Linked DNA regions of Mus musculus: region 2 is linked to region 1. A link is a loop called in an ENCODE intact Hi-C map of the cell type or tissue named here. Cell type or tissue: left cerebral cortex. All regions are shown on one strand. Links, peaks and the distances in the headings refer to the core of each region. The heading gives the core; the rest is flanking DNA. Region 1 overlaps Gm12132 (a long non-coding RNA gene). Region 2 has its middle 7.0 kb from the start of 3110004A20Rik.

Evidence for each region. Peaks named below come from ENCODE experiments on the same cell type or tissue, not always from the same donor. Only the 100,000 strongest peaks of a DNase experiment are listed, where the experiment ranks them.
Region 2: it touches region 1 in a loop (3-fold over the local background); 5 of 42 quality-filtered maps call a loop at or near these places.

What each region holds. Positions count from the first base shown.
Region 1 is chr11:40,146,064-40,154,619 of GRCm38, reverse strand. All of the region lies in intron 5 of Gm12132 (a long non-coding RNA gene), which reads right to left. Among named protein-coding and RNA genes, the nearest start is that of Gm12132, 140 kb to the right of the region's middle. In left cerebral cortex, for the core only: a CTCF peak has its summit at 5,116 (motif pointing right); a DNase peak (open chromatin) is centred at 5,115.
Region 2 is chr11:40,464,356-40,472,911 of GRCm38, reverse strand. No RefSeq gene overlaps it. Among named protein-coding and RNA genes, the nearest start is that of 3110004A20Rik, 7.0 kb to the left of the region's middle. In left cerebral cortex, for the core only: a CTCF peak has its summit at 3,382; a DNase peak (open chromatin) is centred at 3,388.

The DNA.
Region 1 (8,556 bases), core at 120-8,119:
CCTACGTTCCAGGGATGCACTGCCAGATTTAACCTAGTCACTGAACTGCAAAATCCACCAAGCAAAGTGTGTGTGTGTGTACATACATACATACATACACACACACATATATACACATATGACTGCACATTTTTCCAAAACTGGAGTTTGGAAACCCCTATTATAAAGGAAAGATGACCAGTGAGTATGTGTACAGGCAGGCAGGCAGGCAGGCAGGGTATGTGATTACATTTGAGGGTTTCTTTCAGAATTTCCTATGGAAAGCCTCATCCGTACACCAGTTTATAAGAAGTCTCTTTCCTCTGGGCTTGTCAAAATGGCCCAATGTGTAGACACTTGCTACCAAACCTGATGACCCCATCTCACTTGAGCTTACTGGAATTTATTCTGAGGACGAACAGAATAGGGCATAGGAAATGATGCACTATTCCTTACCCTCAACTACATAGAACTTGGTAGATAACTAATAAAAACTTAATAATACAGCTTTTGGAGAAGTCACAGCCCATATAAAGTGCTGGCATTTAGAGAGAATCCTCTATGATAATCAATATAGAGAGAGCATAAGATTAATTTCCCAATTAAATCCATAACTCCATACCTCAAACCTCACTGAACGCAGTCATTCTATTTCAATTCCGTATCATCATAGATCAAAAATCCCATTGGTGGGGCTGGGGAAAAAAATGGCACAACAGTTAAGACCACATGGTGAACTTGCAGAGGATGCAGTTTGCTTCCCAGCACCCATATCAGGCAGCACAAAATTATCTTTAACTCCAACTCTAAGGGATCTGAAACTCTCCTCTGGACTCCATAGGTCCCACGCATGATTTTCGTATACATACATACATACATACATACATACATACATACATGAAGGAAAATCACTCATATACATAATACACATTGTAAGAGCCAGAGGATCAGGAGTTTACTGTAAGGCTGTCTCCGAGTAATCTCAGAAGCTGCACTCTAAAGTTTCATCAAAATGACTGCATAAATGTGAGCTGAACAAGGAAAATGATAGACATGACAGCACAGAGAATGGAAAGCCTGGAAGTCCTCAACCCTATGTAGAGAACTACATGCAGCTAACAAATGTTAAAGTAGGAGAAATCAGGTTTCCTAGGGAAGAGCACAATTCTTTATCCAATACCAAATGTTTACACACACACACACACACACACACACACACACACACACACACCACCACCACCACCACCACCACCACCATGACAACAACAACAACTAATGAAAAATAGGGCTTGAAAGAGAATAAGAAGGGGCATGCAGGGTTTGAAGATAGGAAAGAGGGGGTAAAAATATATAGTTCTATTAGAATCTTAGAAATGAAAGAAATAATTTTTAAAATTCTAATAGCAATGTAGGATAGAGATAGAAATAAAAGAATACATATGGATTAAAAATGAAAATGACGGAAACCTTAGTGGCAAGATGCTGGCGTATACTCCTCTGTGGAACTACGCTCTATCTACACTCTAAGCCTGTACACCGTGTTTCCAAACAAGATATATCTGCAAGCCAATCACAGACTGTGTAAACTTATGATATCCCAGTCTCTTGCCACAAAGAGCAGGCTGGGGACAGGCCAGCATTCCAGGTAATTAGCACTGCTTGACTAGAGTGGCTGAAAGCTTGTCTCATCTCCAATGGTCCTTGCTTTGGTCAGCAAAGTCAATTCCATCCTCACTTCCTCATGCTGAATGCTGTTTTTGACTAGAGAGATCATGTAGGTTCCCCTTACCTCAATTTACCCACTCTTCTTTACCAGCTTGAATAATGAGGTCCTATCTGAGGGCTTCTAACTTTTTGAAGAGACAGGAAGCAAAATGTAAAAATCATTGGAAATCCAAAGTTTATTTTAAAGATACATGTATGTATCCATTGTTACCTGGAGTGACTATGCAGGACTTGACTCCGTGTGTAGATCTTTATGTGGTTCACAAGTATCCAAATTCATGGTGCAGACCTTTATCATCTAGGCATGGCAACAAATAGCTCTAACTCAGGAAATGGAGGTAGGAAGGTCAGAAATTCAAGGCCAGTTTCACTCAGGTACATAATGAGTTTGAGGCTGTCCTTGGCTATTAAACCTGGTGTCCAATAAAGCAAAATCCAATAAGCATGAAGGAAACATTGTTCTGAGATATAACTACTGTCCTAGATTCTACTTGGATGACTGTGTAATTGTAAATGTGTATTGTAGGCACATTTACACCTCTGTGGTCTTTTACCAGTAAGGTTCTGAAACTCTCTGGCCTCTGAGTAATTTTGGTAGTGGTTACACTATTAATAATGTTTATTTGCTAAGTGTACATCACATACTTTGCATATGTCAACCCACAGGCTCCACCTAATCCCTCTATTGCAGGAGCATTGACATTATCTTCCTGTTGGATATAAAATGGCAGAAACAGCGAAGCTAGGCTAATCTGCCCAAGGTCTCATAGTTCCCAGGAGCTCCATCAGGTAATCCTGATAATCAAACCCGTTCAGTCTGGCAGTCTGCGTGCAATGCAGTTTGATCTACTGTGCCTAAGTTCCCCTACCTTTCTTAGAGGCTGGCTTCAGTAGATATTTAACATTTGAATGTTCCGTCTCAACTAGAATTCAAACTCCTTGATGGCAGGGATTGCCTCCCCAATGCTTTCTACCCAGGAAGGGTCAACATGAAAGCATCTATGGCAAAGAATCAATAGGTTAAAAAAGAGAACTCTGAAATTCGAGAACTTACTATAGACTCCTCAGGTTAAGTTTCCTTTTGTTCTATCTTGTGTGAAGTTTGTTTAACTTTGTGTGACCTGACAGTTATTAAACTCTGCTTCCCTGGGTGAAAATAGCCAGGCACAAGTATGTGTACTGTCTTATCAATGACTAAAGGTGCAGTTAGCCTTTGTTTTTCATATATTATTAAATAATCCTAGCTGCACAGTGAGGATGAGCTATGGATGCCACACTTGACTCCCTCTTACAATTCAGCAATTGTAAGCTAGGTAGCTACCTGTGCTGGTGCCACCCTGCAGATTAGAAAACTGCAATGTCATCATCTGAGACTACAACACAAGGGACTGATTGTCCAGTTATAGTGACAGTTAGGTACATTGATTTCACAGCCTAGGACATTTTTCATGGTCTTCTCCTTGATTATGGCCTTTCTTTCTTTCTTTCTTTCTTTCTTTCTTTCTTTCTTTCTTTCTCTCTCTCTCTCTCTCTCTCTCCCTTCCTTCCTTCCTTCCTTCCTTCCTTCCTTCCTTCCTTCCTTCCTTCCTTCCCCTCTCTCTTTCTTTCTTTCTTTTTTGTGTGCCTATTTTGTAGAATGATACCAGTGCTCCAATTTGAAGATACAAGTCACTAACTTCTGGCATCTTTTCTGCTGACTTCTTACTCCATTGCTAGATATAACACACTCTGAATGTTCTTCCCTCTGTTTGCCATAGTTAGTACCCACTGTTCCTAGAGCAACAGAACAGATTTATGGTACAGGGGAGGCTGAGGCTCAGGAGCATTAAGGAACGTACTCCAACTCCTTGGTAACCTCTGGTTGAAGTAGCGTTGAAGGCAATTCGGCTGACAAGAGATCTCAAGCTCTTACTCAGATTCTCGTCCTGTAAACTAGTTTATCCAATTTCACTCTTCTAAGGACAGTTTGCAATGAGGTTTTAAATATTAAAATAAACTATGGAACTTGTTATAACTGAAATTACTACATACTAGTGCACTGAAGTGAGATAAATTAACTGAATGTTCCCAGATTCACTTCTTTTCTTTCTTTCTTTCTTTTTTTCTTTCTTTCTTTCTTTCTTTTCTTTTTTTTTTTTTTTTTTTGCTGAAAATATTTACTGTGTGGAATATTCCCTGTATATATTTCTTTCCTGAGGCCAGTTTCTTCCAGTAAATTATATTTATTAGCAAAATGAAGCATAAAATACTGAATTAAAAACTAAATGAAATGAGAAGGCAAAGGTTAAAAATGTCCTGGGAAACCCCTTCGACAACATATAAAAGCCAGATCAGGAATTTTATTGTCTTTCAAGAATCATTAATTATTTACTATAACTAGTGAAGAAAAGCAAATATTTCTATGCCACATATTTATTCCTTAGGAATAAAACAATATGAGATCCATCCAGCACCAACCCATTCTGCTTGAGTGTTGAAAATTTGAAGAGCATCAATTGGTTAAAAAAAAAAAAGAATAGTATTTTCTGAGCATTCTGATTGATTGAAGGTTAAAAAGAAATTCGTCTTTTTCCTTTCCTTGGGCTTAAATCCTGTGGGGACGTCTCAAGATCTTCAAATAGTTCCCTCCAAGGGAGAAAAATTCCAGTACTTATAGCATGCCATTTCGGTGCCTGGGGACTCCCTGTCATCTCACTTTTGAAAAGTAGTTGGTGAGCTATGCAGATCACGAAGATTGGGCAATAAAAATCTACCACCATCAAGCTAAAGAAATCTATTACTCACCTCTGCTATTAATAGAGTTGGAGCTTTGATTTCACACTGCAAAAACCTAAGATTTATTTTGCTTACTTGAATCTCAAAGCTTGAGTGGTCTCCGATTTGGGAAATGTAAATCCTGCCTCCCTTTAAACTAAATAATACTTCTATTTATAACACTTGTCATAGCCTTTAGAAACCCCTTTTCCTCCTTGCACAGAAAGTGCTGTCGTATTCCTCCTCTAATGTTGCAAGCAGAATACGTTTAGATTTATTAGAGAATAGAAAAAAACTAAGAGGCAGTATCTCTGGGGTGCAGGAGTAAGCCTGGAGAACTGCTGCCCATTACAGCCTTTTACAAATGAGAAGGGGGAAAAAATCCATCTTGTTCGTTTGTAAATTCACTTGAAACCACTCTTGTCATTGAGCTGTTTGATAGCAAAAGCATGCTGTGAGTTTTGTTTTAAGACAATTCCCATTTCTCAGAATGCTCCTATTGTTTGTGTATCTATCATTTAGAAAACAAGAGGGTGACAAGAGAGGCCAAATACCAGCACACGCAGGTAATAGGCAATCCGGCTTCCAATTTTTATGTGTGAAAGAATTTCTCTGTTTAGCCGGGAACAATTAGACACAAAATGAATGTAGCCAGCCACTGGGTGGCAATGTTGCTCCATCGAGTTCTTGTGGAAAGAGCATTTTTTCTTATATTAAAAGAGAAAAGGAAATGAAGAATGATTGTGCCTTAAAGAAATTAGCATTGTCTAAATGGGAAAATTGGTTTTCCTCTTCTTCTTTGATTTCTTTTGTGTGTGTGTGTGTGTGTGTGTGTGTGTGTGTGTGTGTGTGTACACTAAACATCTCTTGACCAAGGTATAACAATTCTATATTCAAGTGCTGATATTAACTGTGTGCCTGGTGTTTCCTATGTTTCCCTTCTCATGACGCTGATTCTTTTGCCAACTCAATAAGGGGAATATTACAGGTTGGTTAACAATGCTTGAAAGAGGAGTAGAATACTAGAATAGATATTCTTGTGTTAGCTTACATTTAGAACTCTAAACCCAACACAATGGATCATGCATTTGCTGTCAGGTTTGAGAGGATGAGGTAAGAAGATCACTGTGAGTTCAAGGTCATCTTCAGCAAGTGTAAGACCTTGTTTCAAACAACCAAACAGGGAAAAAAATAAAAAAGGAAAAAAACAAATCTGGAGCTCTAAGTCTGCATTACCACTGAGGCCAGAAGAGAGAAACATAGAGCTAGAACAGACAGACCTAGAAGTAATGACAGGTATAATCGGAGATAGAATATTGATGCACATTGTCTGGTTCTGATAATGTGCATATGACCTGAATTAATTATGTACTCCTTTCTTGCTTCACTCAGTACATGCAGAGTCTTAAATAGATTACAAGAAACTGATGTCCTTAGCACCAATATTGGGTTAGAGTGACTGGTGCTAAATAGTGGAAACCAACCTGTGAAACACTCATTACTTTTTTTAAGACTCAAAACCAAAGTTAAATAGCCATTTTAGAGTCCTGAATGTTATATATGTGTGATATCCGATCTATTATGGCCATTCACCACACAAATAATGACTCATTGTCTTTTTCTACCTCCCTATGAACCTTCTAATATTCTATAACATGTGAAGTTTATTAAACATACTGGACAGTTTCTTATCACCAAGACAAAGGTTATCCCTATTGATGAAGTGAAGTTTTAATTTTATTTTCATTCACTATAGGTAAACATAAACAACCACATAGAGCTACCTTTAACTTTACTCTGCTCCACGTAGAAACCACTTTGGGAGTTGAGAAATATACCTTCTTTCCAGTTCAATAGCACTTACACATGAAGCGTTGAGAAGGTCATTATGGCTTATGAGTGTTTCCTCTAGTGTGTCGTTGCTCTAAATATTTTATACATTTAACCTTTCCAGTAAATATATGGATAAATAATCTTCTTTCCAGTGATGAGATGATGCAACTTAAATGGGAGCCAGTCTTCGAATAGAATATGCTGACCTCTGACCGGGCTGATTATTTTGTTTTCTTCTAACAGAGGTTAGCTAAGGATATTTCGAAACAAAGAAGTCTTTCTCTGCCCACCCACCCTCTTGTTTCTCATCCCTCATTCTTTCTGAAGCAAGTAGTAGAGACTAGAACACCTTTCCTTCGTAGCTAGTCATAAACCTAATATTACAAATGATCACACCCTTTCCGGTAAAATGTTGGCCACAAAAAATTTAAGAACCTCACTTGAGCAGAATCTTAATTTGTAGCTGGGACCAAGAGACAAGGAAGAAGCTGCATAAACAGGTGTGTGATGGCTTTTCCACTCACTCAAGTTTCATTATCTCAGATTTTTTTACCATTTATGTTGCTACATAGTTGTCCTCACTTGAGTGAATCTATAGATAAGCATCAAACACCTTCTTCCTTTTTTGAGTAGTCCACCTGAAGACTTCTACGTCACATACTGTTCTTGTTAAATAAATCTGTCATGCCATGTTCTCTTCAACTGTCTCTGATATGTGGTATTGGTGGTGACCTGAGCGATGGATGAAGAAAACCCCAACCATTCCTTCCTAACTCACTGAACATCACTTTTGCAACATTTGTTGAGAAAGGCAATTGAGCCAGTGTTGCAAAGAGAAAGGAATATCATGTAGAAAATGAGCACCATTTCCTAAGGAACATGGGGGCCATGTTGTTACCAGAATGTGTCCTTGGGGAGCCTTTCCTTGCTTCCTCTTCTTTAAGTAGCTTGTCACAGTATTCCCACTACCCAAACAGGTTTCTTTCCCTGGAGGCTTTCTGCAAATATAATATTCTATGACTCATTACATTTACATTGTCCTTCTAATGTCTTATACAGGAGACTGCCTTGGCTGATCACCTGTCTCTGGCTCTGATCCAGACAAAACTAGACTTGTGTGGCGGCTAGAGAAGTGTAAAACTTTTGTTGAATGGCAGAAAAACAGTGAAGATCTCTGTAGTCGAATAACACAACCACTAGTCCCAAAGATGTTCATATTCTTATTTCCAGGTCCCATGAATATTTTATCATATATGGCCAAAGTGACTTTCAAATATATTTATATAATGGGTCATGAGGTGAGACTATCTTGGATTAGGCCTGGACATTATCACCAACCATGCTTATAAAACATAAACATTGATTCAAAAAGGAAGGGAAAATCAAGGAGATGATGGGGGTGGGGGTAAAGACAGGGAGACAGAGGCAAAGAGAGACAAGAGACAGAGAAAGACAGAGAGACAAAAAACAGAGCGAAAGACAGAGTAAGAGAGTCAAAGATGAGAGAGATAGAAAGACAAAGATATATAGACAGAGCGACAGACAGAGACAGAACATATATGCAAGAGAACCAGGGGACATGTGATGTGTCTGCTTTAAGAATACATTCTCCCCAAGAACCTGAAAGGGCAAAGCTGTCCTGCAGGTGCATTTTGGGCTCACATCTGTATGTGTCTTGGCAAGAGATTAACTACCTCGGCAGTAAGGCACTAATTCAATTTCTCAGAAGGGGAGAATTTGGACAATCTTTATAGGTAAAGGAGTATCATTAATGCCTTAATTTGGGCTGTTGTAGTAACATATTTAAGACTGGGTAGATTCTTAATAACAGAAGTCAATAACTTACCAGTGTGGAGGTTGGGAAGTTCAAGATCAAGCTGTTAGCAGATTCAGTATCTGGTGAGGGCATCCTTCCTACTCCAGAGACAGCCTTGCATTATATATTCACACAGAAGGAAGGTCAGACAGGCAAGCTCTTGCCTCTCTTACCAAGACAACCACTTTCATCACCGAGCCCTCCTGACTTAATTACTTCCCAGAGATTTTAACTCTTAATCCTTTTGCCATGGATATTTATGCTTCAAAGATGTTGATTTCCAGGCAGGTGGCACAGATATTCAGATTCCATGTAGAGAAAGGCATAGTAACTCGCAAAATTCAAAGATAAGACAGTTCCAAATAAGTGCCGAGGACCTGGAGGCTGTGATTCCCTGTTTGCCTGAAGTTATGGTAGGTTTCAGGGAAACGTGAACCTAAGCTCTGGAT
Region 2 (8,556 bases), core at 154-8,153, 320 kb before region 1:
GCACTCAATAAGCATTTGCTGATGGAATGAATGAGTCCAATTTCTTCATCCAGATTTTTTTCTTGTAGCCACCTTTTGGTGATTTTTCTGTTTGTCCATCACTATGTTTCCAGTATACAGTGCCTTTTGTATAAGACCTTAATAATAACGAATATTTACCTGGATGAATGATTGAATGGCTACATTTTCTCCAATCTCAACACGCTCCTGAAATAATAGTTGATCATTGGTAGGCACAAACATGAGTCTATGAACTGATTCTTAAAATAAATTCACGGAGGTAATATACCGACAGTAAACATCCGAATAAAAACCACAACAAAGTAAACTGTTCTAAAACTTAATATACTCCCAGGATTTGGATCACGATCCCGCAGATGCCTGAGGGTTTATGGTTTTACTTTTCATTCAGCTGTTTGTGACATGTTCCATGCTGTGGTTTAATAGATAAAAGGGCATCATTGGCAAATGGCTTCCTCATTTGGACCCTGACTACAGATAGGGCCAGCTGGGAGCCCTTGAAAATGTAACACAACCCCAGTGATTTCAGTAAGAGGCAAATTAAAGTGCAAGGTGTTAAAATATGGTAGATCAGTTGGATAACAACCACCTTTGTAGGAAAAACATTATGACTCAATACAGCTGAGTTTGGCAGCTACAGGTGTAATTAAATAAAGTCAGTAATGATGGGAATTCTGCCTCAGTATGACTAATCCATCAAGTCGGTGACGAACAATTTGCTTTCTCCCTGAACTACAGTAGGCAAATTTTTTACATTTTCTTTTCTACTTACTTTTACATTATTCCAATTTGAGCACCATTGGCAAAGATTTTGTGGTGTCCTGCCACTGGATTGGGTTGATGTGACAGAAGCTCACAGGATGGAGCAATGGTCTTGACTTGGATACAACTGTACTTAGCCCTAAAAGACTTGAATACAATGTTTTGCCTCTTGGTTATTTTCCATCCTTTTTTACAGAAAACTAAGCACCATAGGAGTTTCAGATAATAAACTTTTCGTAAAGAAAATTTCCCTCATTCCTCACAAACCTTACCCTATTCAAATTGTCTTCCCCCCACCTTTTTTTCCTGGAGTATAATTGTAATACCACAGCTTGCCTTGTTCTACCTCTTCTACAGTCAGCCTCCCGAACAACAAACAACAGCAGCAGCAGCAATAGCAACCATTCAAACACATAAATAAGACGATTTGCCTTCCTCTCATCCCCTTCCAGTGCTTTCCTAATTACACTTAGAGAAGAATCCATGGTTTCCAGCATGGCCTGTCAGTCTATACAGCATGTGGTCAGGAATTTTCTCTGTGAGCCAAACTGCTATTCCCCCTCTTGCCTAGAACCTTCCAGCCCCAATGACTTTTCTGCTGTTTGATGGGTAAACTGAACACTTCCCAGCCTGAAGACCTTGAAGCTCAGCTCTATTTGCCATGGAATCGATGCTGTGGATATGCTTATGCTTGTATCTTTTACTTCTTTCTGGTCTTTACTCACCTACCCTAGACACCATCATGTCTAGGGTACTTACCTTTCATCAGCATGTAGGTCTTCAGTAGATTCATGTTGCTTCGCAACACTCATCCTTACCTAAGAGGACATTATATTAATTTGTTTATTATTATTATTACACAGCATAAATCCATAGTCCTACTTCAGGGTAACCTCATGAGGGAAAGAGATCTTATTTGTCATCATGAGGACTGTCGATCATTCGTGTGTGCTTAATGAACATTTATTTCAACAAATCAGTGTACTTATTTTTGTAAGCTCTAGGCATTCAAATGCAGTCTCCTGAAGTCTTGTGATTCTACTGCCCAACCACAGCTGCTTGTGTGTTTCTTTTCTTTTGTTGTATTCGGATGAAATCTGGAGGTATTTTCCTCTTTGGACATTGTGTGATTACTGTCCTATGCTTGGGGATCCTCTCATTAAAATTGTATTCATGAGAAATAATCAATACCAATGACGATGTTTATGTTAAGCTTCTTCCCCCGCCTCAGTATGAAATGATTTCTTTAGAAATTTTGCTTCCTCTAATCTTTCCAATCTGCCATGAGATTATCTGTGAAATTGCTGCAAGATTTGCCTGTAGTCTCAGGGTATAGGGGCCGCAGCAGGAAAATTACACTAGAGTATTTTAGAAAAGTACAGCAGGATTAATTTGTTGTTGTTTTGTTTTGATCTATAAGCAGTTTAGATTCATACTGGCCTCTGCTGTGTGCAAGAGAGATCTACAAATAATTCATGCTTTTAATGATAGTGTCTCTCACAGTCCTCCCTATGAATGTCCTGACAGGGAAGACAAAATTGCCTTTTTTGCCACTTAGCAATGCAGGACAAAGCAGCTGACAAATGTCATGTGGAATTTCCTATCATACAAGCAGATATTCTCTGTGTCAGCAAGGGTTTGCCTATAAGATTTGAGCAGCTTCCTTCTGGTTCTTCTAGAAATGGGTTAGTTCACAGACGACAGTCTCCAGATTATTGATATAATCACAAATTGAAATGGGACTTGGAGCTTTCTGTTCACAGGAAAGCTTGCCTGGCTCTTTCTGTATTTGAAGTGATTAACGATGCTGAAGCATTGTGGGAAAATGATATGTCTATAATTATAGGAAGCCACAGGAGGGAGAAGCCATTTCTGATACTGGTCTTTGAAGCCACCCAAGTTATTTGAGTCTGAGCCATTAGGAGGGAGGTAGAAAGAAGAAAAATAAGGAAAAATATTTTTTAAAAAGAGGGAAATCAGAACATGTAGCAGGGGGACCAGTCTAGAGGACACCATATATGAGATACGTGTATGTAAGAGATAAGCAAAATGTTTGGAGCAGTAGAGAGCTAAGAGACAGCAGGAGGCACTGGCTCAGCAGTTAAGCAAAAGGATGAGAGGCCATAGAGACAATACCTGAGAATAGACAGGTTTCCCATCATTCTTCCCATGTAACCTTCCTTTCTAATATATAATGTGGAGAATATAGAAACAACGTGTCTTAGCACTTTTTTCCCTGTGTGTACACAATGACAGAAACCTTGATTTAAAAAAGAAAATTCTATGCAAGTACTGCAAACAAAACTGTGGAAAGTGAGGTTCCCTCTCCCTTTGTCTCTCTGATGAGAGACCCTTGTCTCTCTGATGTTGGTTAAAGTATAGCTCTTCATACCAGTTTAGAGAGTTTCAGACATACAGAATTTTAAAAATCATATTTAAGGCATGAGGGGGACCTCTATCACCCCTCACCCTTGGGTGTGGCATCCTGCTCAGTGTCTCTGGGCTTGCCATCTCTGCTGCCTGGAAACAGCCAGGCATAAACATTAAATGCGGTTCATTCTGAGGATGTGAAAACACAGTGACAGCCTAATTCCATTTTCGGCCGCTTGGTGCCACTCTGGCTTTATGAACCACTCAGCCATAGCCAATTGCTGGGGAACTGCTTCCTCCTCAGTTGGCTTTCTGTGATTTCAAAGACAGTCATTGTTTTGAAGAAGGTCATTTGGAGAGTTCGGTGGCAGGTGTGATTAGAATGTGTACAGCAAGTCACATTCCAGGTGCTTTGTGTGCTAACGCTTAGGTGTTATTACCAGCATTAATTATCCAAGGGACATGTAACAAGCACAGGTAGACCCTTGTCGGTTCATTTAAAAGGCAAGGCTTTGCAGAATGCAAACCCCCAGGTAGCTACCCTGGCCTTGAAGTTTAATTTTGGGATAGCTTGAGCCCACTAGGCTTGGTCTATTCATAGATGGGATTTTTATATATAAAACAAAAAGCAATTCAATATTAATTCTTCCTTAATAATAGGTTACACACACACACACACACACACACACACACACACACACACACACGTAATACTGGTCAAAAAAAAATCTTTTGTTAAGAACAGCATCCTTGCAAACAATAGATCCAGATTTCATTTGTTTTGTTTTGTTTCGACTTTGCCTCTTTGCTTGCATAAGTTTTTAGTCATCAATAAAAAGGACATTTTTTTCCCTTCAAAGAACAATATATATATCTCAAACTAGTTACATGCAGTGTTGTAAAACACTTTCACCCACACAATAAATCTTTATCTAATTCTCCACCTCCTTGTTCATCTGAAAACGAACGGGATTCCAGGAAAGAACCTGTGCCTGCCTTTTTACAGCTTGGAGACGACTTTCTGAAACGGAGGACATTGCAGTATTTAGCTGAAGGTCCTTGTGCTGTGTTTGATGGGAGCCCAGGAGGGGGTTTGCTCACTTCTAAAGATACGATTGAGAGTAGTGCTTTTCTGACTCATTAATTTGGAAAGGCAAGAGAAGGCTGCCCTTAAAAACTGTCTTTGCAATTAATTGCATGTAAAACTTCCATTCCTGTCCTACCCCGCAACACATTTATAGAAATTGCATACCTGTTTTGAGCTGATAGACTTCTGATGGCCTTCCCATCAGTGGACCTGGTTCTAGGTGAAACTCAGATGCTTGCCAAAGCCAACTTTGGGTTCCCTTTTGACTTCATTGAGTACTGTCCTTAAGTCTTAGTAGTTTTGAGTGTAATATGCTTTGATATTGGGCTTGCCAATTGGACTGTCTTTGTGTTTTGTGTGTTGGGGAACTCCACCAAGTGTAAGATGCTAGCAGTTTAAATTTCACTTTGTAAGTGCAGGCAACTTATTTAATTTTCTTGCAGTTGAATGTCTACAAAAGAGAACTGTTTCATGCAGTAAATGAAACATAGCATGTAAGGCTTGCTGTCTGGTCCCACGAATGGAATACTCTAGTAGGCTTGTTAAATGTGTTTTCAGAATCTTCTTCTCTACAGTGGACTCTGCGTCACCAGAGAAAGGCCTGGAGATCTGCATTTCTGCACATTTAATGAGACTTTTGTGCTTAGCAAAAAGGTGCTTGGGTTAACAATGAAAACCTCCATGGAGTAGCTGACTATTTCAGATCAAGAAAATGTATCACCAAAAGGACAGTGAGTAGGTCCTGGAGAGACTTTTTTTTTTTTTGGTAATAGATATGCAGGGCAAGGTAACAACAGGGTGTGATCAATGCCATCCTGAGCTCTGCCAAGGAAGGGAAAGTCCACCTTTTTATTCAATATGCGGCTAAGGTTCTCTCCCAAAGAACAATGTATCTACTTTAATTTCCTTTCCTTTTTTCTTCTAATTTTATTTGTTTTGTGTTTTAATCTGTGTTTAAATGAAGGTGGGGTTGTTCTGGCTATAGCCAGAGGTCAGCACACTGATGCTGGCTGAAGTGTAAGCTCAACGAGGACATAAACCATGTTTTTTTACCTTCAGGATTTGGGAGTCTGGAGGTCAGGGAGTAATCTGCGTTACTGTCACCCATTGACTTGATTAGTCTCTTCCTTCTTTCTTTTGTTCAGGTTTGAATGTGTGTTTAAGGCTTGCTAAGGTTAGGTTCAGGGATGGGAAGTTGTTACTCTAGTAAGATTACATTTATTGAAAATCAAGAACAACCAGAGATATAAAATGCACACTGTAAAGGAAATTAAGTCAGTATTGGCTCGCTCCTGAGCCATTTTTCCAGTTCAGATCATCTAGGAGATTAAAAAAAATCCACTAACCCAATGTCAGTCTGATTTGCGAAGCTTACTGACCATTAGGAAAATCGAGCGATTAGAGAGAGCTGCTTGCTCCCTGTTTGGCTTTATGGTTGACCCAGGTACCCAATGCTGAGTCAGAACATTTACAGAAGCGCCAAGAGAAATAATTGTTCTTTATGATTACAATTTATACAAGCTATTAACAGCCTTCCCACTCTATTTTTTTTTTTGCTCTACATATAGAGATATAGATCCGTTAGTCTCTATTCCAAATTAAATCTAGTATAAATCATATGTTTAGGAAAGAGTATAAGAGAAACCAAAGATATTCAATTGTCTTATGAAAGAGGTTGCTCAGGGGACCCAGACCATTCTAAGATCCCCATCATAGATGGTAAGAAAGTAGTGTCGATTTGTCTAATTTATTCACATGGAAAACTCTAGAATAAGAAGTCCCCTTTGAAGCTTATATCACAAAATCTCTGACTCTAAACTTTAGCTTTTTCTTTTCATCCATCCATCCATCCATCCATCCATCCATCTATTCATCCATTCATCTATCCATCTATTTGAGATGGGGTCTAATTTCTGAGTTTGATTGATCTCCCTGCCTTTTTCACTTGGGTTGTTATGCTATAGGCAGTTATATGCTGTTGTATCCTGTTCACATAATTTTTTTCAATCTTATTTCGTTACTTGCAAAGGTTTCCACCCAACAGTTGTTCATGTACTCTAGTTGTGCTCGTTTCTAGTCTGGAAATAGGTAGCAGGGAGAAGTCTGTAGATGGTAGTTAACTTTAAACTCATTTGTAAAATATGTGCATGAGTGTTTTGTCTGCATGTATGTCTGCGTACTATGTCATGCCTGTTGCTTTCAGGGCCCTGAAGATGGTGGTAATACTGGAGTTACAGATGGTGGTGACCTGTCACATGATTGCTGGGAACTGAAATTCTGTCTTGTGGAAGAGCAGACAGCTTTTAACTACTGAGTCATCTCTCTGTACCTCCACCCTACCATTGATATTTAGTCTTAGATTGTTAAGGAGCCTTATTTTTTCTTTTAGTTACAAATAGTTACTATGAGAATGCAATCTCTGAACTTACTGTCTCTGTTCCTTGGGGAATGTGTAGGAATTAGTAGGGTTTCTCTGTATAACTCTGGCTGTCCTGGAACTCACTGTGTAGACCAGGCTGGCCTCAAACTCAGAAATCCGACTGCCTCTGCCTCCCAAGTGCTGGGATTAAAGGCGTGCGCCACCACTGCCCGGCTTAGCTCTGCCTTTTGTAGATTTTACTGAGTCATGTGCTCATGTTGGGCCAGTAAACTATGTGCTGAAGAACCATCCAAGTTTTTCACCATTCTATTTATTTTTAAAAAGATTTTTGTCTTAATTATATTCATATGTGTGGATCTGTGTGGGTCGATGCTTATGAATGTGGGCACCCAAGGAGGCCAGAAATATTAGATCCCCTGGAGCTACAGTTACATGAACTGCCTGCCATAGGTGCTGGTACCTGAACTGCAGTCCACTGGAAGAGCAGTGTGTGTTCTTAATTGCTGAATAATCTCATTCCAGTCCTCCCACTCCTATAATTTGAGAACTGTGCTTTTAAGAAAATAATCTTTTTTGTTTATTAATTGTATGTGTGTTTGCAAGTGCCTGAGTATATGTGTATACCCCTCATGCATGCAGATGCCCAAGGAGGTCAGAAAAGGCTACCTGATCACCTTTTGCTGGAGTGACAGGTGCTGAGCCATCTGTGGGTGCTCAAAACTGAACCGAGGTCCTCTGCAAAAGTGGCAAGTACCCTTAAATCCTAAGTCATTGCTCTAGCCCTTGGAAACACTGGACTTGGAATAAAGCCTCAGTGAGCACCAATATGGCCAAGTGGTCCATTTGAGTGGATCTAGGTCATTCGACAGCTGTAATGTAAAATAAAGACAGAGGTCATTTATGCTGTGGCACAGTGTTCTATGAATGAATCCTTGGCCACCACTCTCACCAAATGATACAATCCATTAGATTGTAAGTCAGGTACAGGAAAAGCCTGTGTCTATTTTCCCCGTGTAAGGAACCAACACATATTCACATCGATACATTGTTATTGGATATGTGAAAAAAATACATTCAGTCGATGAACCCAAGACTACATAAAGTCAATTGCATGTAGACTCCCTAATTAGCACAGTATACCAATGAGGAATGCTTGGTTTGTGAGTTGATGTTTATGCCTATAAGAAAATCATTCAGAGGCTTATGAGCCTTTCTATTATGAGAGAACAAATATACTCTTACGAAAGCACAGCAGGAGTTAAATTAGAGTGGATAGTGCAGAGTCTGTTGGTGTGTAAGAGGAAGTTCCTAAAGTGTCTCAGATGTAGCTCAGTGGTAGCATGTTTGGCTGCCACACACAAATCCTGGATTTGATTTAAATCACAACCATAAAGGAACACAAAGTTATGAGATGGTCATCAGCTGAAAATGTTAACAGATTAAGATCTGGGATCCAGAGCACATAATTTTGAAGCCACATTTTTCTCCTGTTTGAATTCTATCTTCCATTTCTTTTATTCCCACAACCAAAAGGTGTTGGCAAAAAAGGAAACAAAAGCCTAAAATAAATGTATGCTTGTACCTTCATTCCTTCTTCCCTGTATGTACCTCCTTTGTGTAACAATCTCATCTGTTGTTTGAGTTCAAGTTTCATAGCAGCTACAGTAAGCATCCAAGCAGCTATTATTCTAACAGCATATTCTTTCCATCCCATTTGACCAAGGCTCTGCAGTGTAGCTCATGTCAGCAAAGCTTGGGGTGAGACTTAAGGATGATTTCTCAGCCTCCCCTGAAATGAATTACTCATTTCACCCCTCTTCCCCATATCTTTACAGACAAGTGTCTTTATGTATCCTCCAATAGACATGGTTGCTTATCATTCCTGCATTTGCGAATCTTAGAGATGTAGGGGAGTAGAAGGACAGGGGAAAAAGAA